Regions from separate parts of the Homo sapiens genome. Here region 1 is linked to region 2. The links are chromatin loops, found by intact Hi-C in ENCODE. Cell type or tissue: IMR-90. All regions are shown on one strand. Links, peaks and the distances in the headings refer to the core of each region. The heading gives the core; the rest is flanking DNA.

The links. Peaks named below come from ENCODE experiments on the same cell type or tissue, not always from the same donor. Only the 100,000 strongest peaks of a DNase experiment are listed, where the experiment ranks them.
Region 1: a loop joins it to region 2, with 2.0 times the contacts of the local background. A loop is called at or near these places in 3 of 110 quality-filtered maps.

The regions. Positions count from the first base shown.
Region 1 is chr13:49,706,396-49,719,220 of GRCh38, reverse strand. It overlaps KPNA3 (karyopherin subunit alpha 3), which reads left to right. Exons shown (of 17, transcript NM_002267.4): 11 at 8,199-8,330; 12 at 9,521-9,649. Among named protein-coding and RNA genes, the nearest start is that of EBPL, 21 kb to the right of the region's middle. In IMR-90, for the core only: no CTCF peak of the experiment used is centred there; a DNase peak (open chromatin) is centred at 7,520; H3K27ac peaks cover 265 bases.
Region 2 is chr13:49,775,471-49,788,295 of GRCh38, reverse strand. The region is part of intron 1 of KPNA3 (karyopherin subunit alpha 3); the gene reads left to right. Among named protein-coding and RNA genes, the nearest start is that of KPNA3, 11 kb to the left of the region's middle. In IMR-90, for the core only: no CTCF peak of the experiment used is centred there; no DNase peak of the experiment used is centred there; H3K27ac peaks cover 136 bases.

The sequences.
Region 1 (12,825 bases), core at 3,332-11,331, 71 kb after region 2:
AAATGCAAGGCATTTTTAGGTGATTTTTTTTCATTATATTCAGATTTAGTGAAGCATTTACTGTCAACGTTCTGGCAAGTTTGATACTATCTAGGCAATCTGAAAATTCTCCTAAATGCAGTAAGGTAAATTGTTACTTTTCCATGGAGTAAAACAGTGGATAAATTTCGGTGACTAGTGTTGATCCAGTTTCTTTTATTCTAACTAACATCTCTTTCTGATTTGTTGTATATTTGTGTTTTTGTAATCTTTATCTACATACACATAACATGTACATACATATGTGTATATGTGTGGCAGAATTGTGAATTGTGTGTAATTTATCATTGGGACAAAGAAATACATCTTTGCTTACCTTTCTCACAAGGCAATATAATTTGTATATAAAAATTGTATCACATTACTCTAGCTCATTTGCAGATTTTAAGCTCTCAGGATGGAATCTTTTAAAGGTAGCTAAAGTCACTTCGTGTTTGACACAGCCTAAAATGTCATTAAAATGAAGTAAAACATGTTTATATGCCGTCTTATTTCCAAAATGGATATAAAGTGACTTAACAAAAGACATATAAGATAATATCTGTAAAGGAAAAAGTAAAATTTATACAGAAGTTTAGTTGTTGCTGTTGAAAGGTAAGTTTAGTTGTAAGCTTTCTGACAGCAAAGATTAAAAGGGGAATAAGCAAAATATCTGCTGTTTGCCTCAGGACTTTCCCCCAGAACATTATAGAATTAATTATAGGCAAATAAAAGCTTTCACCATCTGTTGGTTGTGTTTATGTGAAAGCTGGGGTATTAAAGTGGCAGTGTACTGTAGTTACAGGTATATTAGTCAAGTTTAGCAAACACTCACAAATTATTCCACTTAAAGCCAGAATTGTGCCATGAATTGTACACTCAGTGATAAGACATAAAGAGACCATGCCTTCTAAGACCTTAACATTAAAGATGTAAAAAGAGTTAAAAGGAAAGAACTTATGTCAAGAAATTGCTGTGCTGGATCTCTCTGTAGACTCCTTTTATCTTACCAGTATCCTTGTAAGATAAGTTTTATTCTTCTATTTTACAAATACAGAGATTGAAACTCGGTAAAGTTAAATAATCTTTCTAAGGTCATGCAATGAATGAGAGCCATACCTGAGAACTGAAGCCAGGTCCAAGGCCTGTGCTTTTTCATACCATGATCACATATTCAGTATAATCCATAGGCTCACAGTGAAAAAAAAAATCATACCATAAGCACATAAACATAAAACATGGTATGAAAGCCAACAAGAAAAAAGGTAAGATAGAGCAGTGACCAAAGTGCTTTATTATGGAAGCACAGATAATTTTGCTAGCGAAGCAGAAAGCTTCGTTGACAAAGTAACATTTGAGACGAGCATTATAAGGAGACAGAAGTGGGGACAGAGTCAAAGATTATAGTGTTCATAGTTACCATTTATTGAGTTTAAAATCTGCCAGGCACTGTTTTAAGCACTTTTGCTATGTTAACCCATTTAATTCTTACAAAATTCTTGTGAGATTGGTACTCTCATTATCTCCATCATCTACAAACGTTGTAAAAGAAGCAGAGGTACTTAAGTAATTTGTCTCATGTCATATAACTAGGATGAATAGGATTTTCACAGGTTGAGAGAAAGTCATTTCAAGAACACGGGGGAAGATATTAAGAACTCAAGAATACATGGAGGTTTAAGAGAATACATGTAGATAATAACCTAATACGTTCGCTAAGGAGTTAATTTGCAGAGTCTTTGATTCTTTTTTTTTTTTTTTTCTTTTTTTTCCGAGATGGAGTCTTGCTCTGTCACCCAGGCTGGAGTGCAGTGGCGCGATCTAGGCTCACTGCAACCTCCGCCTCCCGAGTTGAAGGAATTCTCCTGCCTCAGCCTCTCCAGTAGCTGGGATTACAGTGCATGCCACCACTCCCTGCTAATTTTTTATATGAGTTTTTGATTCTATATTAAAGAGTTTTAAGTTTATCTTGTAATGACTGCAGAGTCATTGTAGATTTTTTAAATCGAGAAATGATATTTGTTTTATACAGATAAAATTATCTGTAACAGACAAATAACACAAATATGGAAGGTTTGAAGTAGGGAAAGTTTGACTGTAGGTAGATGTATTTTGCTATCATAATAGGTTTAGGGAAGTTGATGAAGGCATGGACTATTACTAAATTGCAATAATAGGAATCGTTAAGGGAGAAAAAACTTTGAGTGTTAGGAAATAAAGTGAGTAGAACTTGGAACTTGTTGTTCCTCAGTGGCGGTATTTTCCAAAAGCAAAAGACAATACAGATTTTGGATTCGTCAGTATTTAAGGGATTGATGAAAACCTGGGCATTGAATGAGATCACCTGGAGGAGGCTGTATTTCGGAAGGAGGGCTAAAAATGTAACTTAGGAATTCCTGGCGTTTCAGGAATGGCAGCAAGGGAAGAAGAACCAACAAAGGAGTTTTTAAAAGTAGTATGATGATGGCTGGGCACGGTGGCTCATATTTGTAATCCTAGCACTTTGGAAGGCTGAGGACAGTGGATCACTTGAGGTCAGGAGTTGAGACCAGCCTGGCCAACATAGCAAAACCCCGTCTCTACTAAAAATACAAAAATTAGCTGGGCATCATGATGCGTGCCTGTAATCCCAGCTACTTGGGAGGCTGGGGCAGGAGAATCGCTTGAGTCGGGGAGGTGGAGGTTGCAATGAACCGAGATCACGCCACTGCACTCCCACGTGGGCAACAGAGCGAGATGCTGTGTTAAAAAAAAATAATTAAATAAAATTAAAGTGTGATAGAAGCATAAAATGTGGAACAAATAGTGGGGAAAAAATAAGGCAGAGATTTAATAGGTTCTAGATCATATAGTCTTGTCTAAAGAACTACATACCCTTTTTATGTAGTAGATAAGGAGCCAGAGAATAAATGGTCAAATTTTTTTTTTAGGTTGATAGCTCAAAGGCTAATATAGATCAAAGGCAAGAAAATCGCTTGAGCCCAGGAGTTCAAGCCCAGCCTAGGCAACATACTGGGACCTCATCTCTAAAAATAAAAAATTAGAGACTACAAGTATTTGCAGTTTCAGGGTGCCTAACACCCAGCTGTAGCTTATCTTCTCCCAGCCTTTGAGATATTGTCATGGAGACCCCACTGAAAACCATTAGTTGAGCTCAGTCTACAATTTCATTATTATATTAGTTAGAAAAAAAAATAGTTTTCTGCTAATAGTAGTGACCATGTAATGGAGAAACATCTTAAGGCATCATGTTGTTTTGCACAGGATTCTGTTTTGTGGACACAGTTTATTTAAACACACTATTATGGATAGGCATTTAGGCCATTTCCTGAATTTTGCAAATGTAAAAGTATTATACCAATGACTATTGTGTGTTTTCATATTATTGGAGGTATATCTTCAGGGTATATTCTTAGAAGCAGGATTGCTGGGTCAAAGAGTAAATGCATTTGTAATTTCGTTGCATACTGCCAAATTCCCTGCTGTAAGGGTTGTGCCATTTTGCCTTGGTATCTGGGAAGGTTTGTATTCTTGTTCTAGTGGTTGCCTTTATTGTGGTTGCCCTTATTCTTATATCTTTTCTTTTTTACTGTTTTGATAGTTTTAAATGACATTTTTCGACTCCTTTATCTATTATGTAGTGTATGCAGTATGCATTCAAAAGTGAAAGTGACTTTCTCAGTATCCTTGCCAATAGAGTGTGTTGTCACATTTAAAATTTTTGCTCATCTGATAGGTGAGAAACAGTATCTCAGTTTTAATTTGCATTTTACTTTTTATGAATGACGTTGAACATTATTTCATTTGTTTAAGGGCCATTTTAATTTGTATCTTTGCGAACAGACTAGTCATATTTAATGTCTGTTTTTCTGTAGGATTTTTGGTCTTTTTCTTAGGTTTTAAGAGTTCTTTATATATTAAGGATATTAGTTCTGCCATACTTAAAATACTTCCCTAGTTTGTCTTTTGTCTTTGACTATGATGTTTTGCCATGTGAACTTTTTGTATATAATCAAATTCATCAATTTTTTTTAATTGTATCTACATTTTGTCTGAACTATAGATGTTTTATGTTAGAGAAATATCTATACATTCCTTTTTTGGGTGTTCTATCAAGGACACTGAAAAAATGTAATGAATTTTTCAGTGTCTGTAGAGAAAATTCTATTATTTTCTCCTTAAATCTATTAATAAAACTTATATTAATGATATTTTTAAAAATTGAACCATCCTTGCATTCTTTGAATCATCTCACTTGATCATTATATGTTAGTTTCTCAATGTAGTATGTGATTCTGTTAATAATATTTTATTTCAGATTTTTACATCAGCATTCACGTAAGTGATATTGGTTTGCAGTTTAGCTTTTGTTCAATTTATTAGGCAATAATTTACATTAATTACAAATATTAATATTAAATTTAATTATGTTAATACCATTAGTTAATGGTGCTATAATCATGATGTATTAAGTTTTATACTTCTATTGTTTTATTAAAGTTGAGGTGTTAATGTTATGCTTCCTTCATTTTCTGTACTCTGGAACAATTTATATAGCATCAAGTCTGTCTGACCTTTGAAGATTTGATAGTTTCCCTCTTAAATCCTTTGGGGATTTGGTACTTTTTTGTGGAGTTAGTTTCATGATAATTTTCTTTATTTTTGATATGGAAGTTGGCTTGTTTAAGCACTCTTTCTAAAGAAGGTCAGTTTTTATAAACTATTGTTCTAGTAAATTATTCATTGCATCTATGTTTACTTGCATTAAAGTGTGCAGGGTAGTTTTTTGTTCTAATTTATTATTTTAAGGGTTATTTTATCATTTCTGATTTTGTGTATTTGTGCCCCCTCCCTGCTCTTTTCTAATTAAGTTAGGTAGGACTTTTTCTTAGTTGTTTTTTTGTTTGTTTTTTGTTTTTTTCAGAGAACCAGGGTTTCAGTTTATTAGTTAGATCTATGATTTTTCTATTCTTTATCTCATTACTTTTGTATTTTTCATTGACTCATCATAATCACCCAAAATCCGTAGTTTACACTGTTGTTCACTCACTCTTGCTGTTGTGCATTCTATGGGTTCAGACAAATTTGTATAAATTTTTAAGGCTATGAATTTTCCTTTAATCACTGTTTTAAATAAATGTCATAGATTCTGATGTGTGGCATTTTTGTTTTAACTTTTTAGAAATTTTGTTGAGTTTAGGCCAGGCGTTTTGGCTCATGCCTGTAATCCCAGCACTTTGGGAGGCTGAGGCGGGTGGATCACCTGAGGTCAGGAGTTTGAGACCAGCCTGGCCAACATGGTGAAACCCCATTTCTACTAAAAACACAAAAATTAGCTGACTGTGATGGCACGCGCCTGTAATCCCAGCTACATGGGGCACTGAGGCAGGAGAATCACTTGAACTTAGGAGGCAGAGATTGCAGAGAGCCAAGATTGTGCTACTACACCCCAGCCGGGGTGACAGAGTGAGACTCTGTCTCAAAAAGAAAAGAAAAATAGAAATTTTGTTGTTGGGTTTTTCTGTTTTGTGTGTGTGTGTGTGTGTGTGTGTGTGTGTGTGTGTGTGTTTCACCTAAGAGCTGTTTAATATAAGGCTATTAAATTTCTATATAGAAAAGCCTTTTTGGTTTTCATTTTATTAATGTATAAGTTTTTTGCCTTGTGATAGGCTTATAATGTTTCTGACTTAGGTAATTTATTGATGTTTTCTTTGAACCTAATATGATATTTGTACATGTGCAAGTTGTAGTTGCCATTATCAGGGTATAAAGTTCAATATATATTCATAAGAGTTATACCTTTATTTTTTGCCTATTTGACTTCCCTCATATGACAGTAGTATGTTAAAACCTCCTATTATTAGTATGTTTTTACATATATTTGTGTGTGTGTGTGTGTGTGTGTTTATTCTCTGCTTTAAAACAGTGATTGCAGGGCTATTTGGTTAATAGATGTTTATAACTGTTGTATTTTCATGATAAATTGTGGGATTTAACTTTGTAAAGTATCCTTTTTTCTTTGTAATTCTTTTTAGATTAAATTCTACTGGTCGTCTTTTAACAGGGTTACAACCTCAGCTTTCTTTTTATCATTTACTTGGCATACTTTTGCTCATCCCTTTATTTTTAGCCTTTCCAAATTCTTTGTTTTATGTGTGTCTCTTGTATACAGCGTGGAATTGGGTTTTGTTTTGAGAGCCAGGGCCAATTTGAAAATCTTTTTTTTTTTTTAATAGGTTAGTTAGGCCCATTCACATAGGTTGATAGATTGATTTGAACTGTCATTTTGTGAAATAATGTCCCTGTGTTTTTTTTTTTCTCTGCTAAGCATACTTTTGTCTTTCTCAATTTTCTTTTGGTATTTGGGGAAGTTTGTATTTTTGTTCTAGTGGTTACCTTTATTCTTACACCTTTTTAATGCTCTCTTACTATCTGTTTTGACAGTTTTAAATGATATATTTTTTTACTTCTGTCTCTTACCTGTGCAATGATGCATGAGCTTATTCTATTTTCTCTTCTTGCCTCAACCTCCCATTTTTTAATCTGATTCTAGACTTATCTATTTTGCCAAATTTGGAACATATTTCTTCATATTTTTTTCAGCTCCGCCTTTCCTTGTAGGGTCTCTGAAGACACAAATATTAGATCTATTGTTATTGTGCTGGAAGTTCCTGAGAGTTAATTTCTGTTTAATCTTTTTTTTTTTCTGTTATTCAGTTTGGATGATTTCTATTGATGTATCTTTGGGTTCATTTATTTTTTTTTCCCCCTTCTATCATGTCGGGTTTTTTTGCTGAGAATTCCCACTTTAAATTTGTTTCAAATGTGTTCATAATTGTTCACCAGTGCATTTTTATGATAGTTACTTTAAAATCTTATCAAGTCCTTGTCAGATAATTCCAATATGTGTGTCATCTCAATATTGGCATCTGTTGACTGTCTTTTCTCTTTTGAGAATTTCCTGGATCTTGGTATGAAGGGTTATTTTCCATTGTAGCCTACACATATTGGTGTTATGCTTTGAGACCCCTGTTTCTAGGTAAATCTAGTTACTGTTACTGCCAGGGTGGGCAGTAGCCAGACTTTGTTCTCAGACCCAGCATCTGCAGACACCTCCAGCAGGGAGGCCTCCTCACTTCCAGAGTGGGAAATGGGCTGGTAGGTGGGCTCAGCTCTTAGGCCCAGCTTCTGTCCTCTCTTTTACACAGTCTTGAGGCAAGAGGTCCAGACAAAAGCTAGAATTTAATTTTTTCTCCTCTTACAGATAATGGAAATTTTTAGTGTTCTCTGACTCTTAGTAATGCTGAAGGGGTGTGGGTTATATGTGTAGTTCTATTTTATTTATTCATCTATATCCTTTTTTGAAGGGTATGTGAATTCAGGTGCCTGCTATTATTTTAGGGCAAAAAGATGTGATGTCTTCAATTTGGATGACCTAATAGGAAACATCTTGATTTTGCATAAGCTACAACCAGTGCTTATATTCCTCTGTGACGACACCAAGCAATGCCACATACAAGATCTTTGACCTTGAATGAATCACCAGATCGCTAAGCCTGTTTTCTTCTATGTAGTTGCAAAGTTAGGATAGGCCTAGGGCATGGTTTATACTCCAGGTTTATACTTCAGTTGGGGACACATTTCAGGAGATTTTCAAACAGTTTTTTCCCCAGATGAAGTTAAAGTGCCAAGTCATTTCTTTTATTGGTTTACTTTAGTAGCCTGAAAAATTGTATTGCTAAATATGTTGGAAAACCAGTAGAGTAAATAGATGACCTTTCTGTTCTCTTCTGAACTTGAAACAGTATGGTGTGTTGGCCTCATTCTTGTAAATAGTGTTTTTCTGTGGGATTATTAGGTAGCTAATTTGTGAGGGCAGGGAGAATTACTTTTCTGCCTGTTTTTAAATTCATCTGTCTGATACATAAATGCAGAAGTTGGAATAGAAGTTTTCCCAGACTTCTGTGTCTCATTTTCTGTGAAGAATGATCTGAGGTAGGCACTGAAAGAAAGATAAGGTACTTTCTACTTAATAGATTAATCAGCTAAGCAGATATTTTTGCCACTAAGCTAAAACTTGAAATTTGGTTACTTTTTCTGTCACTACTCCTGAGGTGTGTTGAACAAGTAAAGCATTCAAACAAATATGTAAAATGGTTTTTCTTTTGTGTTTCCTGTAGATTCTTGTAGACACTGTTTGGGCTCTGTCATACTTGACAGATGGAGGTAATGAACAGATACAGATGGTTATTGATTCAGGAGTTGTGCCCTTTCTTGTGCCCCTTCTGAGCCATCAGGAAGTCAAAGTTCAAGTAAGTATTTTTAAATTTTTCTTATTTGTATACAGTTGTGTTTGCTATAACCAGTTAACTTGTACAGCTAGGCTTTAATTCTATCTGTAAGTGCTTATCTTCCACATTTCTTCTGCTAGTCCCTGAGCCTGATTTTGTTGATTTCCAAATCTTTATCTCACCCAGTTTCTTTGCTGAGTTCCACACTTGTATAGCCAATTGTTCTTGACCCTTTATACATATCATCTAAGAACTCCTTCAAGCTTTCCGTGGTTAACTAGACAGAAATGAAACGATCATCTCCCACAAACCTGCTCTTCTTCCTTGTCTACCTTCAGTGAACAGCATGGCCTAAGCTAGAAATTTTGATTCCTCCTTGCAATTCCCATTCCATTACAAAATCATTTCAATTCTTCTTATATAGGTTCAAATCTGTCTCTCCTTATCTATCTAGAACAACAGATTTAGTTCAAGACTCTATCTTTCCCCCAAATAATTGCAATAACCTAATTGCATTTCTTCTTTCTCTCTCCCACTCTAATTAGGGGTAGGCACTTATTAGATCTGTTCATCCTGCTTTACCAAAGTGACTTTCTAGGTGGAAGTGTGTGCCCATTCCAGGCGTTTATTAAAATATTATATATATTTTTGAGATGGAGTCTTGTTCTGTCGCCCAAGCTGGAGTATGGTGGCGCGATCTCTGCTCACCGCAGCCTCTGCCTCTCAGGTTCAAGTGATTCTCCTGCCTCAGCCTTCAGAGTAGCTGGGATTACAGGCATGCACCATCACACCAGCTAATTTTTGTATTTCTAGTAGAGATGGAGTTTCACTATGTTGCCCAGGCTGGTCTTAAACTCCTGACCTCAGGTGATCCCCCCCGCCTCGGCCTCCCAAAATGCTGGGATTATAGGCATGAGCCACCATGCCCAGCCTTAAGAAACTGGACTTCTTCTAAAATTTTAATTTCCTTTTATTTTTTGAATCTTTTTCCAACCAATTTTCACACAATTTTTTTTTTTCATAAAGTTTCAGTTTTTCACAAGAGACTATTTAAAATTCAGAATAGCTCTCAGACTGCTTGGTGCTTTGTGAAAGGATGAAATAAGTGTTATTTATGCCTTGCATTTTTACTTTTTCTCAGGATTATGAAAAATATAGAATTAGTCTTATAAGCAAATAAATTTATAGAAAACATTTTATCCCCACCCTAGACAGCAGCCCTCAGAGCAGTTGGCAACATAGTGACTGGCACCGACGAGCAGACCCAGGTTGTTCTCAATTGTGATGTCCTGTCACACTTCCCAAATCTCTTATCACACCCAAAAGAGAAGATAAATAAGGTAAGGCATATAATGTCCTCATTATGCTATTTCTTTCTGTGTCTCATTTTTAACTGTCTCCTTGTTTCTATTGCTACTTGTATGTTTTTCTTAAAAGCCACTGCAGCGAAGATGAGAATTATTTTAAATCACCTCTGCAAATGTTTTTCTTCAACTTTTTTTTTTTTTTTTTTGAGACAGAGTCTGTCTGTTGCCTAGGCTGGAGTGCAGTGGCACGATCTCGGCTCACTGCAACCTCTGCCTCCTGGGTTCAAGCGATTCTCCTGCCTCAGCCTCCCGAGAAGCTGGGACTACAGGTGCCCGCCACCACGCCCAGCTAATTTTTGTATTTTTAGTAGAGATGGGGTTTCACCATATTGGCCAGGCTGGTCTCGAACTCCTGACCTTGTGATCCGCCTGCTTCAGCCCCACAAAGTGCTGAGATTACAGGCGTGAGCCACCGCGCCCAGCCTTTTTCAACTTTTAATCGCTTCTGGTAGGTGCTGCCCTGGTCATCACAGAGTAAAAAACATTTTTAGACTACCTGTGTTTCTATTTAAGTAGACTGAGCATAGCAACAATCATTAAATTAGTAGCCGCTTGAAAGTGCAGACAAAATCTGCCATTTGAATGGGCTGGTATTTTTTTAAACAAACCGATCATAAAAATTTTGATCTCCCAGCAAAATTAGTTTGGACCCAAAGACGAGGTGCCTAAATTCAAGGATCATAAAAAATTACTCTTTTTAAGATTTCAAGCTTCATAGACAAGTTTATTATTAATTGTGTAATATGTACTTACTAGTATGTAATAAGTCTTCATGCCTGGCTTATTTCATCTAGCATGTTTTCAAGGTTCATTCATTTTGCAGCATGTGTCAGAACTTTATTCTTTCTATGGCTGAATAAATATTCCATTGTATGTATACACCACATTTTGTTTTTACATTCTTCTGTTGATGGACACTTCGGTTGTTTCCACCTTTTCACTATTACGAAGAATGCTGCAGTGAACATTGGCATACAAATACCTATTTGAGTTCCCGCTTTCAATTTCTTTGGATATATAACTGCAAGTAGAATTGCTCGATCATATGTTAATTCTGGGTTTAGCTTTTTGAGGAACCACCAAACCGTTTTCCATTGCAGCTGCACTGTTTTACATTCCCACCAGCAGTGTTACTAGAATTCTAATTTCTCCACATCCTAGCCAACGTTTATTTTCTGTTAAAAAAAATTACTGACAATCCTAGTAGATGTGAAGTGGTGTCTCATTGTGGTTTAAATTTACGTTTAGTTGGCCAGGCATGGTGGCTCATGCCTGTAATCCCAGCACTTTGGGAGGCCGAGGCGGGCAGATCACGAGGTCAGGAGATTGAGACCATCCTGGCTAACACAGTGAAACCCCGTCTCTACTAAAATTACAAAAAATTAGCCGGGTGTGGTAGCAGACGCCTGTAGTCCCAACTACTCAGGAGGCTGAGGCAGGAGAATGGCATGAACCCAGGAGGTGGAGTTTGCAGTGAGCCAAGTTTGTGCCACTGCACTCCAGCCTGGGCGACAGAGCAAGACTCTGTCTCAAAAAAAAAAAAAAAGGAAAAAAGAAAAAGAAATAAATTTACATTTAGTTTACTAAAGTTTTATCTGCCTAATATACTACCATCACCCAAACCCAGCAGAACTGATCATTTCTTCTTCGTCATCATAACTATATTTGTATAGTTGCTTGAGTATAATTTGACTGTTGGGTTCTTATAGAAAAGTATGGTGTCAAAAAACACATTTTATAGATACATTTGTTCCAGTGAAGACAAAGAAGCCAGAGACTTTCAGACTCTGGGCCAGTTACTTTTACTAAAGAAATTTTTAACAATATAGGTGATTTTTTTTTTTTTAGCTAAATGAATATATTCCATAATTGGAAACAACTGAGAAGTGAGGAAGCTGGGCAGAAGTCAGCAGAGAAAGGTTCCGGCCTGTGATGTAGTATGCTTTTAAGTGAGGGTATCGTGGGGGGTAGAGGAAAATTTCATAGAAATGCCATCTCAACTTCAGCAAGCAATTAGTTACTTCAAAAATTTTTTGCCTTGAAAATTTGTTACTTGCATTTTGAGACTATCATAGGACCCTGGAAGTAGAAGTTACCAACTTGATTTTCTTCCCTCAGCATTTCTGTTTGAAACTTTTTAAATCTACAAAAAATGTGCAAGAATAGTATAGTGAACACCCATGTACTCTAAACACAGATTCAGCAATTATTAACAACTTACCACAGTTGGATGGCAAAACAAATTCATTTGTGGAAGAGGAAGATACACATGTGATACTAACCTGTAAACAGCTCACAGACGTGTTTATGACTTATAAATCCCTTAGTTTTAGAATATTTATGTTATATAGACCCATGCTAGACTAGTTAGATGGTTAATTTTTATGGAATACTTGAATGACTATATCTTGTGAGTAAATATTTTTTAAAATTAAAAAAGAAATCACCTTTATTAGAAGTAGTTTTTAAGTAGTTTTAGAAATTCAGTTGTATAGTGGCTGGGCGCGGTGGCTCATGCCTGTAATCTCAGCACTTTGGGAGGCCTAGGCGGGTGGATCACGAGGTCAGGAGATCGAGACCATCCTGGCTAACACGGTGAAACCCCGTCTCTACTAAAAATAGAAGAAAATTAGCTGGGCGTGGTGACAGGTGCCTGTAGTCCCAGCTACTCGGGAGACTGAGGCAGGAGAATGGCGTGAACCCGGGAGGCGGAGCTTGCAGTGAGCCGAGATCACGCCACTGCACTCCAACCTGGGCGACAGAGCAAGACTCCGTCTCAAAAAAAAAAAGAAAAGAAAAAAGAAATTCAGTTGTATATTTATTTCTGTCTTTTAGAGGAAGCTAATGCACAGACATGTAAGCTCCATGAATAAAGATTTCTGTTTTGTTCATTTCTATAAAATCACCATTTCCTAGAATAATGCCTAGCTTATAGTAGGCCTATATATTAATGAATGGATAAATGCCAGGTTATTGGAGCCCAAATATAATTAATGGAAATTTCCTTATAACTTGTTTAAAATGGAAGATTTTGTATACCTAATCACTTTTTAGGTGCAGTCTCTTTAACGTAATTCAGGTGATTTTGTTATTGTCTATATAAAATATATTAGAAAGACATTAAAGGTATTATTTTTCAAATAAAGGTG
Region 2 (12,825 bases), core at 1,421-9,420:
GGTAACTGCAATCCAGGTCAACTCATTTTCTTGCTGCTGTATACCTCAAGGGTGTGACATTTTCATTAGTAACAGTAATTAATTATTTTAAAAACCTTAACATTTATTGTTTACAGTATATCAGTGCTAAGTACTTTATATAGATTATCTATTTAATCTTCACAACAGTCCTATATCAAGTAAGTACTATTATTATCCCCATTTACTGCTGAGGCAACTTGAGGCCTACAACCCTTAAGTAAGTGGCCTTAAGTCTTCCATCGGGTGTTAAGTGGCAAAGCCTGGACTTACAATATATCAAAGCTTTATGCTAAGCGGCTGGGCGCAATGGCTAACGCCTGTAATCCCAGCACTTTGGGAGGCCGAGGCAGGTGGATCACCCGAGGTCAGGAGTTCGAGACCAGCCTGGCCAACATGGTGAAACCCCGTCTCTACTAAAAATACAAAAATTAGCCGGGCATGGTGGCGCGTGCCTGTAGTCCCAGCTACACGGGAGGCTGAGGCAGGAGAATGGCGTGAACCCGGGAGGCGGAGCTTGCAGTGAGTCAAGATCGCACCACTGCACTCCAGCCTGGGCGACAGAGCGAAACTCCGTCTCAAAAAAAAAAAAAAAATACAAAAATTAGCCGGTCCTGGTGGCTCATGCCTGTAATCCCAGCTACAAGGGAGGCTGAGGCGAGAGAATCACTTGAACCGGGGAGGCAGAGGTTACAATGAGCTGTGGTCATGCCACTGCACTCAAGTCTGGGCGACAGAGTGAAACTCTGTCTCAAAAACAAACAAATAAAGCTTGATGCTAAAGCTAGAACTCTTGCTTACTGTGCTGTACTCCACCGAAGGGAGTCTAAGACTTGACATGTACAAACCACGCCTGAAAGTTAGTGAATGGGGAAAATATTGAAGAAATATCGACTATATCACAGAAATTGCTATTTCTATACTTTAAAACCTTGCAAATTTTTGATGAACTTTACTATTAGATTTATTTGCCTTTTTATCTTTTTACTCTTGCAAAGTTTCCTTCTTATCAGCAAGGAGCCAGTTGGTTGGTTTTACCAAAAAATGATAATCCGTATCTTTGGGCTTAACACTTAAGCTTTATGCTTTAGTTTCTGATACCAGGGCTAATATATATTTTCTCACCTGCAAAATTCAGTTAGCTCTACCAGACTTGCTTCTGTCTCTGGAACCTCCAGTGCTAAGTGGCACTATCTGATTGTCCAAGTTTAAGATTCTATCCTTGACTCCCTTCTCTTCCCCTCCTTCACCCTTCTTTGTATTAGTTATCTGAAGAACCCTCATGTTTGTACCTGTTACCAACCTTACTTCCTCTGCCCCTAGTTTAGACCCTTATCTTTGTTGCCTGAACAAGTATAATAGTGTACCTAGCTCTTCTGTGTTCAGTATCTTCTCTCCCCAGTGTATCTTGTGGATTGATCTTTCTCATATCTTTCTGTGTTACTTTCCTGTTTATGATCCTTCCCATTGACTTCAGGATAAAAGTCCTTAGCATGCCACACATAGTTGTAAGACCTTACCTTTTTTACCTCACCTTGCACTTTTCCTTATATCTCCTTTGTGCCAGCTGTGATAAAGTACTGGAGATGCTTGAGTAACCAGTAGTTTCTTCTTCATGCCTTTGTATATGCTGTTCTGTGTGCCTTCTTTTGACTATCTGTTGAGTTGGGGTTCACTCTGGCAACCTATCTCTTCAGTGAGACTCCTTCATATATCTCTGGAACACCAAGATTACAATTCTGCCACACCATGTCATTCTAGTTAAAAACCAAAAACAAAAAAAAACTTTAAAAGTTCTCCATGAGCCTTTCCTGACTTACAGTATACTTGGTACTATCAGTCCCTATTCTTTTCCTCCTCTCTAGTGTTTTCCTAGGTGAATTTTCCTTCACCTATTTGGGATAAATTGCTGTGATGTACAACAAATTCTGTGTTTGTATAGCTATTAAAGTATTTGGGCTCTGTTGAGAAGCTCAGTGAGAATAGATACCTTGGATGTAACTTGAAACATGAAACTTAATGAGAAGAGAGACTAGATGATATACCTGAAAAAAGTCTACATTTGGGAATGAAAGGTTCAGTATTATTCTAAGACATTAATTTTCTTTTGGTGTTGACTCCATGGCATTGATACTGTTGCCTAGCCCTCCTTGAACAGCCTGTTCTCCTATAATGTATTTCTGTAACATGAACTCGCTCATACTTGAATGGTTAATAAAAAAATGTTAAGGCAAAGTTCATATTGGTTCATATGTGATTTTTAGTATCACATTAATGTTTAGCACTCTTAAATAACAACAGTTGAACATAAAGTACAGAAACAGTTGAACGGATCAAGCCCAGGAGTATGCATATTGGCCATGCACCCATGTTCTGCCTCTTGGCTCTGTTTAACCATATGCAGTGTCTAAAGGTGCTTAACGACCATCCATCCTGTGCATTTCCCTCTTCTTCCTAAGTTTGGAGAGTGTAAAGTGTTTCAGGAATCTATATGCCATATAGCAAACAAACTTTTTTTTTTTCATGAATTCACTAATGGGGCATATACTGCTTCCTGGTTCTCTTGGAGTACTCTTTTTCAGTCAGCTTTGGTAAGTCTTCTTCCTACCCTTTGAATGTAGTAGGCATGGCTTGGGATTCTGTCTACGATTCTTTTATCTGTAGACTGTTTTTCTTGCTCATATCAGCAACTCCCTTGGCTTTAATCATCATTTCAATGTGCGGGGACTTAAATTTCATAAAATCATCTGCTGGAAATTATTCACATGAGCATCTTTTTAGCTTCTCAAGCTCAAAGTGTTTAAAGCCATGTTCTGCCTTTGTTTTTTCTTTTTTCTGTTTATGGCATCATCACCCTCACTGTGACCTGAATTTGAAACTTGAGAGGCTTCTTGGACTTCTCCTCTTCCACATTCAGTCAGATGCCAGTTATGTAGCTCGAATCTCTGTGCTGTCTCTGGATTTTGGCCCTGCCTCTATATTCTGCTGCCTCCAGCCTACTTTAGGCCTTATTACCTGTCACCTTCCTGTTTAAAAACTATCTCCAAAGTGGTTTTCTTCCTTTAGTTTATGAGATTTTTCAGTGAGCCTGATGCCTGATTATTTCTCCAGATTCAGCCTTCCTCCCCCACCCCCTTAAGCCCTAGCAACACTGAACTTCTTATATGCTTATACATAATCTGGAATCCCGCCTGCCCCTCCTCGCCAGTGCTATTTCTATTCTCAGGGCCATCTTGCTGACTGGAATATCCTTCTCTGCCTCCTGTTGCCTGGCTAATTCCTACCACTTTTAAATACTCAACTCTGGGTAGGTACCATTCTTTGCTCCTGGAAGAAGTCTGAGTGTATCTTTCTCGTTGCAATTATGATAATGTATTTTAATTAGATTTTATTTTTCCTACTAGATTGTGAGCTTTTTGAGGGCACAGACTATGTATCTTCATTGCCTACCACTTAGTACAGTGGCTAGAACCAAGCAAGCACTAAAATATTCCTTGAATAAATACATCGTAGGCACCGCAGACACAATAATTTTTCCCATGTGTATTTTTGAACTGAAATGTTTACTCTTTTAGTGCCTTTTCCTACTGCTTCCCAAATCAACTCCAAGCTTTTTATTATGACAGGTAAAGTTCTGGGAGATTAAGGTATATACATAGTGAATGAATTAGTGATTAAGGCTAATTTGTATGGCTAAGTAACATTCTATTGTATGTATATACCACATTTTGTTTACCCATTCATCTATAGATGAATACTTGGATTGTTTCCAACTTTAGTCTGTTGTCTCCCAACCATTTAAAAATGCCACTAATTTGTTCGGGTCAGTTTTCTTTTATTAAATTGCACTATATGAAATTGCTTTTTTCCAGGTTTGTAACAACAGCCAAGTATTGGCAATTTCATATTTAGCCTAATAGACTGTCCTAATTACTGGGTTTGTCTGTTTCCTTCTGGTGGTGCTTAACTGGTTCCTCTTATTTGTTTTTTTACCACCCTTCAGATTTTTTGTAATCTGGAAGTTTTTTTAAAAAAAAATTTTTAAACATTATTTTTGAGACAGAATCTTGCTGTTACCTGGGCTGGAGTGCAGTGACACGATCATGGCTCAAGCGATCCTCCTGCCTCAGCGTCTTGAGTAGCTAGGACTACAGGTGCACACTACCATGTCCAGCTTATTTACTTTTTGTAGCGATGGGGTCTTGCTGTGTTGCCCAGGCTGGTCTTGAACTCCTGTCCTCAAGCAGTCCTCCCTCCTCAATCTCCCAAAATGCTGGGATTATAGCCATGAGCCACTGAGCCCAGTCTAAACTGGAAGTTTGATTTAAAGTCTTGATTAGCTTCAAGTTAAGCTTCTATTAATTTATTTAAACTTCAGTTGGTGGTAGTGTGTACCTTAGAATATATCTCAGTAATGATAATAAGAATGATCGTAGGGTTCAGGTGATAAAGAACAAATAGTTTAATGCCATCAATGTGAAAGTTACTTAACAGTTTGTGAAGTGAATTTTAGTTATTTGGGGGAAATGGGACATGAAATTGATGACATTTCAAGAAGTGGAAAAAAAAGTAACTTCTTGGTATCCAGTAAAGGAGTTACAAAGTGTATATCTAGAACTTCTAACTTCAGAGTCAGTAGGATTTTCTTTCTATGACTGACACCACTCCTCAGTTGACCTTTTGTTTAGTTAGCATACGGTTTGGCTGTACAGCTGGCCCTTTGTAACCTGTGGATTCGTAGGGCTGACTGTACTGTGCCATTTTATAGAAGAGATTTGAGCATCTGCAGATTTTAGTATCTTCGGGGGAGGGAGCATCTGGAGCCAACCCCCCCGAGGATACAGAGGGAGGACTGTATTCTCATTTTCAAGTGGAGGTGAAGGAATATTAAAAGTATAAGGAGGATGTAGCTATCCTTTCTTGCAGTTTTGCTGTTAAGAAAAATTTTCTTACAGCATAGCCAACATCAGCAGTTAAAATATGGTAAAATAAATCATGACTATATTTACTTGGAATTAATCATTCTTGGTTTTCTGGGTTAGGGAGGTTGTATACATACTAGATTTTACTTTATTTTGACACTTGCCTTAAATAGAATATAATTTAGTTGTTTTCTTGGTTCTTGAGAATCACCATTATGCATATGGATATTGGGTTTTGCTTTTACATAAGTGATGCCTTCAGGTTGTTAAATTAACAGAATTTTCTTCTTGATTTTTACGCTTGTGGAGTTTTTGCTCTTCTTAATTTTTTTGGCTTGTCCTTCCCTTGCTTTTGGTCTATCAGCTTTCTTTTGATACTGTCAGCATATTTACTTGTGGTAGCCCCTATGTTTCTTTTTATTTGATGCTTTACATATTCTAGTGACTTGGGAAACAGATTTATTAAACATTTATTTAGCTTTTTTTTTTTCTTTGAGACAGGGTCTTGCTCTGTCACCCAGGCTGGAGTACAGTGGCACAATCACGGCTCACTGCATCCTTAACTTCCCAGGCTCGAGTGATCCTCTCAAGTAGCTGGACAGGTGCACGCCACCACGCCCAGCTAATTTTTTTATTTTTTGTAGAGACAGGGTTTCGCCGTGTTGTCCAAGCTGGTCTCAAACTCTTAGGCTCAAGTGATTCACCTACCTCAGCCTCCCAAAGTGCTGGGATTACAGGCATGAGCCACCGCGCGCAGCCTATTTAGTATTTTCTACATGCTATGTAGACATCATTAGGTGCCAAAGATTATAAATATGAAAATATTCCCTGATCTAAGGAAGTTCAGTTTAGTGGGAGAGACTGATACTTAAGCATATGGCTAGTGTACAGTGTGGTAAGTTCTATGATACAGGTAGATAATTTGTAAAGTACTATAAGAGTATAGAAAAAGTGTGATTGTACCTGGGGAAATTAGTAAGGTTACACAGAAGGTCATACTTGAGGTAGGTCTTGAAGGATGAGTTTGCCAACTCAGAAAGAAAAATAGTATGAATAACAGTGACTGTGTCATGGAGTCTAAAGGCTTGGCATGTTTAAGCTGCAGCTGATATGAGGGGCATTGTATCCATTCCCCCTGCTTTTGGAAACAACCTTCTGATTTGGCCTTTGGAAGCTACTTTTCTGCCATTGGCTATCTTATGGTGGGATTTTTAATGTAGGTGCTCCTGCCTCTGATTAATTAATGTGCCTCACATTTTTCTGGCTAACACAAATTAGGCTAATTTGTCCCTGGCATTTAAATCTTGAGTGAGCTGATACTGAGACCTAATTGATTCATCTTGACAGAAGTACTGTGAAGGTAACCATCCGTTAATTCCTGCCGGCTAGATATGTGGGAGTTGCTTTCGTAGGCTTGATTCTTCAGCTTTGTCTTGGTTTTGTGAATTACTCTATACATTCTACCAATAAATTCACTCTTCCCTTTATTTCTTCTTAAATTTACCCAAGTCAGTTGCTGTTGTTTGCAACATAACTCTAAGGTGATCAACTGTCTTGGTTTGCCTGGAACTGAGGTAGTTCCCAGTATACAGGACTTTCAGTGTTCAAACAGAGAAAGTCCTGGACAAACCTTAACAAGTTGATTGCTCTAATTGAAACAGTTTGGGCATAAAAATAATGAGTTCTCGGGATCCAAGTGTTGTTCAGATGAAAATATTCAGTATGCAGCTGAAAACAGTGCAGAACTAGCTTGCTTCAGTTATGTCACTCAGCAGCTATTCGAATTCTTTACTGAGTGTGAGGGATAAAACAATGAAAATAATGATAACCAGTAATTGTTGAGCACTTAACTATGTGTAAGGCACTGTGTTTATAAGAATAACCTTAAATAATCCTCACAAAGTTTACATTATACAGAGGAAGAAAATGAGTTCTTCATTTCTTCATTTTCTTCTTAATTTGTTAAGAACATACAGTTAGGAAGGGGCAGAACTGGCACTGAGTCCCAGATTTCCAACTTTAAAACTCCATGCCCTTAATAGCCATTTTCCTACTCTACCTCAGGGTTCCTGCTCAAGGAATGTATAGACTAGTAGGCAGATTATGTGAAAGCAAGTAAATATTTCCTGTAATGGAAGTGTGTACCTAGTGGAGCGGGCACATGGGGAAAGAATCACCTGAGTTGGCCTGGGTAAGTCACTGAAGGCTTCATGGAGGTGATTGTGCCTGAGCTGAAAGTAGAAAAATGTGTAGGTATTTATGGTAAATCTTGGGCAAGCCTGGAAGTAAGAGATAGTGTGATAGATTCTGGGGAACTAAAGTAACAGTATTTCTGGCTGGACGCGGTGGCCTTACACCTGTAATCCCAGCACTTTGGGAGGTTGAGGCAGGTGGATCACCTGAGGTCAGGAGTTTGAGACCAGCCTGGCCAACATGGTGAAACGCTGTCTCTACTAAAAATACAATAATTAGCCGGGTGTGGTGGCGTGCACCTGTAGTCCCAGCTGCTTCAGAGGCTGAGGCAGGAGAATCGCTTGAACCTGGGAGGCAGAGGTTGCAGTGAGCCGAGATTGCACCACTGCACTCCAGCCTGGGCAATGGAGTGAGACTCCATCTTAAAAAAAAAAAAAAAAAAAGAAATATTTTTCAATATTCAGGTGTGGAGTAATTTGAAATTTGGGTAGGACAGACAAGAGCCAGATTGTGAAAAACCTTTTCGCTGGGGAACATTTTAAACAGTGAAATAGATTTGTGCATTTAGAAGCATTGCTTTGGTTATACCATAGGGGATGGATTGGTGAAGATGAGAAGAGAGTTTGGGAGTAACAGAAAACCCTCAAGGTCTCAGATGGGGAGTTTGGGAGTAACAGAAAACCCTCAAGGTCTCAGATGGGTGGCCTGACTATAGTGTTGGCACTGAGATTGAAAAGCAGAAAAAGTTATTAGGACTAATCTTTTGGCATATTTTACCTTATAGAATAGAGGTTGGCAAGTTTTTTGTAAAGAGCCATAATATTTTTTAAAAGCCTAAATATTAGGGCTTTGAGGGCCATTCTGCTTGTATTGCAGCTATTCACCTGTGTCTTGAGCGCAAAAGCAGCCATAGACTGTAGGCAAACAAATGAGTGTGGTTGTATTCTAATAAAGCTTTATTTATGAAATCAGTTGGGGGTCTAGATTTTGCTCACAGGCCCTTCTAGGCTAGCGTATCCAGTGGTGAAGATTAATAGCTCAAGCAATGGCTAGAGTAAGATGATAATATAGGTGAGGGATTGTAGGGATAAGAAGGAAAGAGGAGCAGGGGAGGAAAGAACCCTGAGGAACCAAATCATATTAGGAGAAGAGGTGAAAATGGTACTGAGGGAGTCTGTAGGAAGCTTAGCAGGAAAATGGTGTATAAGAACTTAGGGAGGAGAGTTTCCTGAAGGAGGGGCAGTAATTGCAGTATCAAATGCTACAGAGAGGAGAGGCATGATGAGACCTTACAATAAGCCATTCATTGTATTTGCTCTTTGGGGGCCAGTGAGAAGGGAAAACTGAGGGTGGTGGAGGCTGGAAGCTAGATCATGATGAGCTAAGGAGTGAGTTGGAGTTGAGCTATTTAGACTAGTTAGAGCTTTGATTTAAATATTTGGTAGTCATGGGAAGGAGGAATCACAGGTTAGCTTGAGGAAGACGTAGGGTGGAAAGAAGGCTGTTCGTTTGTTTTTTATTTGTTAAGAAGGGTGGTGTTGACTAGGCTAAACTGAAGAAGCCAGAGCAAAAGAGACCTGAGGACTTGGTTAGAAAAGGAACAAACGACTGAGCCTAGATAGAGTAAGTAGGGAGTTGTTGGGGAAGGGAATAAGAAATATAAGAGATGTGTGAGATGTGGAGAGATCTTGAAGCAGCCTCAGGTGGAAAGGACTTGAAGTACAGGCAGAAATGAGGATGGGCTGCATTAGGGGTAGGGAAACTGGAACAAATTATACTTAGTGGCCTCTATTTTCTTTGACAACGTTAACTATAGAGAATGAAGGGTCTAAGAGGTAATACTTGAAGGAAAGGTGTTTCAGGGTAAGCAAAATAGGATTTATATAGGAATGAAGGCCCAGCTGAGGTAAGTACTGTACTAGATTGTTATTTTGGTAACAGTAATGAACAATTTTCAGTTAATTATATAAGATTTAGCTATGAATGCATTCTGGATTTTAGTTAGAATTGTTAAACCAAATTCAAAGTGTGGAAGTCATTCAGTTGAATTGTTAAAAAAAAAAAATGGAACTAGCAGGAACGTTGGAATTTAATGAGTCCAACTCCTTTTTCACAGATGTGAAAATTTAAGGCGTAGAAAAATAATGAATGTTGTCCACTCATCTAGTTGGTAACCAGGTTTTCTGATTTCAGAAAATCAAAAATCACTTGTTTTTAATTATGTGTTTTATCATAACACACTTAACAAAAATTCTGGCTGGGCACAGTGGCTCACACCTGTAATCCCAGCACTTTGGAAGACAGAGGAGGGAGGATTGCTTGAGACTAGGAGTTCAAGACCAGCCTAGGCAATACAGTGAGACCTCATCTCTACACAAAATTTAAAAAGTAGGCAAGCATGGTGGTTCACAACCGTAGTCCCAGCTTGGGAGGCTGAGGTGGGAGGATCTCTTTAGTCCATGAGGTGGAGGCCACAGTGAGCTGAGATTGTACTGTCTCAGAAAAAACAACAACAAAAAAACAAAAGCTCTCTTTTATAAAACTTTCAAACATATGTAAAAGTAGAGAGAATAATATATTGAACTCCCATGTGGCATTTTAAAACAATTATAATTTATGGTCGTTTGTGTAATTTATATCTTGTTAAAAGAAAGTCCTTAGTCAAATTAAAGAGTTCAACTGAGCAAAGAATGATTCGTGAATAGGGCAGCCTCCTGAGCCACAGTATGTTCAGAGAGACTCCAGCACAGCCAGGTGGTGGAAGAAGATGTATAGACAGAGGTACAGAAACAGTCAGATTGGTTACAGCTCGGCATTTGCCTTATTTGAACATGGTTTGAACAGTTGGCCCCTTTTAACTGGCCAAAACTTGGTGATTGGCACAAAAGTAGGTTACAGTCTGTTTACACCTCCATTTAGATACATTTATAGTTCACTATGTACAGAGAAACCTTTAGACTGAACTTCAAATATGTAAGGAGACTGCTTTAGACTAAACTTGATTTAACAATCTCTACCCACTTCTACTCTTCCCTGCATTATTTTGAAGCGTCATCTATCAGTATTATGTTTCATCTGCCAAAATTTTAACATGTATGCCTAAAAGGTAAGACATATGGTAGTTTCAGTGTTTTTTCTCCTTTTAAAACATAAACCACAATATGGGTTAATGTGGATTATGTGGGCTAAGCAGGTTGATGTGGGTTAATGTGGGTTATGTGGGCTAAGCAGGTTGATGTGGTTAATTTTTAACTTCCAAAGATGTTTATAAGTTATTATGAGTAGACTTTTTGGAATAAAGGTTTCCTCATATTGCAGTATTTTGGAAAGTGATTTTACTAAAAAATAATACGGGCCAGGCATGTGGCTCATGCCCGTAATCTCAGCACTTTGAGAGGCCTAGGTGGGAGGACTGCTTGAAGCCAGGAGTTCTAGACCAGCCTGGGCAACAAAGTGAGACCCTACCTCTACAAAAAATACAAAAAAAAAAAAAAATCATCTGGGTGCATTGTCGTGTGCCTGTAGTCCAAGCTCCTTGGGAGGCTGAGGCACAAGGATTGTTTGACCTGAGGAGGTCAAGGCTTCACCAAGCACTGCACTACTGCACTCCAGCCCACGTGACAGAGTGAGACCCTGTCTCAAATAAAGAAAAAAATAAATAGTGTAACAACTGTTTATGTGGCATTTATATAATATTAGGTATTATAAGTAATCTAGAGATGATTTTAAAATATGTGGGAGGAGTGCATAGGTTATATGCAAATACTATGCCATTTTATATAAAGGGACTTATGCATCCTTGGATTTTGGTATTAGGAGGTCCTGGAACCTGTATACTTTCTTTGCATTTCCTGTTTCAGAAACACAAAAGGGGTACAGATCCAACTCTTCAGCATATCTTTGTGGTGTTTACAGAGGGTGTTAAGACAGATACTGTTGTTATTTTTCTTTATGCAAAATGATAATAATAGGGACTGAAAGGTAGAAAGCTGAATAGAGTATGGAGGAAGGTAGCTGAACAGGCATTGAAATAATTAGAGGGATTGGATATTGCATGTGCATTCCTCAACATTTGAATCAGCAGGAAAAAAGGAATTCAGTAGACTGAGAAGGATGATCATGTTGGCTAAGTATTGGGCTACAGATTGTAGAGATGCATATATGGGTGGTAGAGAAAAAGTAGAAACCAGCTTTTATACAGTGTTAACCTCAGCTAGCAGAGAGCAATGGACTATACAGTTAGTATCTTTTTATAAATTTGAACTGACTGTAAATTTGAAACTACTTCCATGACTATATGTATCTTGGTTTTGAAATAATATATACTTGGGAATGCTTATTGAGGTGCTTTTTTTGTCTTTTTAGATTATGCATAAATAAATTTTAGTTAACTTCAGCATCTGGTATTTTAAACAAGGGTCAGAAAAACATCAGAAATGGATAGAAGCATTTTTCAATAAATATTTTGGGAATGATCCTTGTATAACTTAATTTGTGTACTAATTCATATTAAGTATTCACTTATAGTTATTTTTCTATTTATTCTACTTACTAGTAGTTAAAAATTAACTATTTTTTAAAGGGAAGGGGAAGATGAAAATAAAAATTGTGATTCTAAATAAAATCTTAGCATTCAGATAGATTCACAGATATTACAGAGAAAATTTATAAGCTGATAATTCCTAGTTAGGATTATCATACTATTTAATGATAAAATGCGTATTTACTCCTGTATAATAAGAATAAATTCTCTTGGCTGGAATCCTTCAATAGATGTGAAAATAATTTAAAATGCTTCCTCACTGCTCTTGGGCAATTTAAAGTTACTGTCAGGGACTATGGCTGGTAACAACAGTGTGGTTTTCAGTTATCTGTTGAGTTCTGGAAACCTTGTTTTTGCTTGGAAGAAAGAATTGATACTTGGATGTTAAAGTTCTGTAGGGGTACAGCCTGGCGTGGTAGCTCATGCATATAATCCCAGCACTTTGGGAGGCTGAGGTGGGTGGATCTCTTGAGGCCAGGAGTTCGAGACCAGCCTGGTCAACATGGCGAAACTCTTGTCTCTACTAACAATACAAAAATAAAAAATAAAAAAGTTCGATAGGGGCTGGATATTTGCTTTTGTTTTCTAAATTTTGTGGATGTGGGGCTAGTGCAAACAAACATTTTTGTGTATCCTGTTGAACTCTTGAAACTGGAAAATTTGGGATATTTGAGAGGCTTGGAACTAAATAAATCCAATTTCGGAATACAGAGGGAGAAAGTACATGGGCTATTGTAGTACAAAAAGCATTGTCACTGAATATGACCCACCCCAAGTCCGATTGAACAAACAGGTTGTACAAACTCTTTTTTCAATATTGTGGAGCAAGAAGGAAATAAAAATGAATGAAACAAGATCCTTCTATTCAAGGGACATATTTAATAAGGTAAATAATAGCTAAAGGCAACTATAAAACAGAACAGGATAGTTTAGTAAGAGTAAAGGAAGTTTGGGAACACAGAGAAAAGATAGGTGTGAATTACAGCCTTAGAGATTTGCGAGGGCTTCTTGGTGGGGATGAACTGGGCCTTGAATGTTTCATGGTTTGATGAAGATGTATAAGTTAGAAAAGCAGAAACAAATATTTTTTAAAGCTGGTTTGTTTGTGACAGTGTACAGCCATATGGATGAACTTCTCCCTAGTTTGTC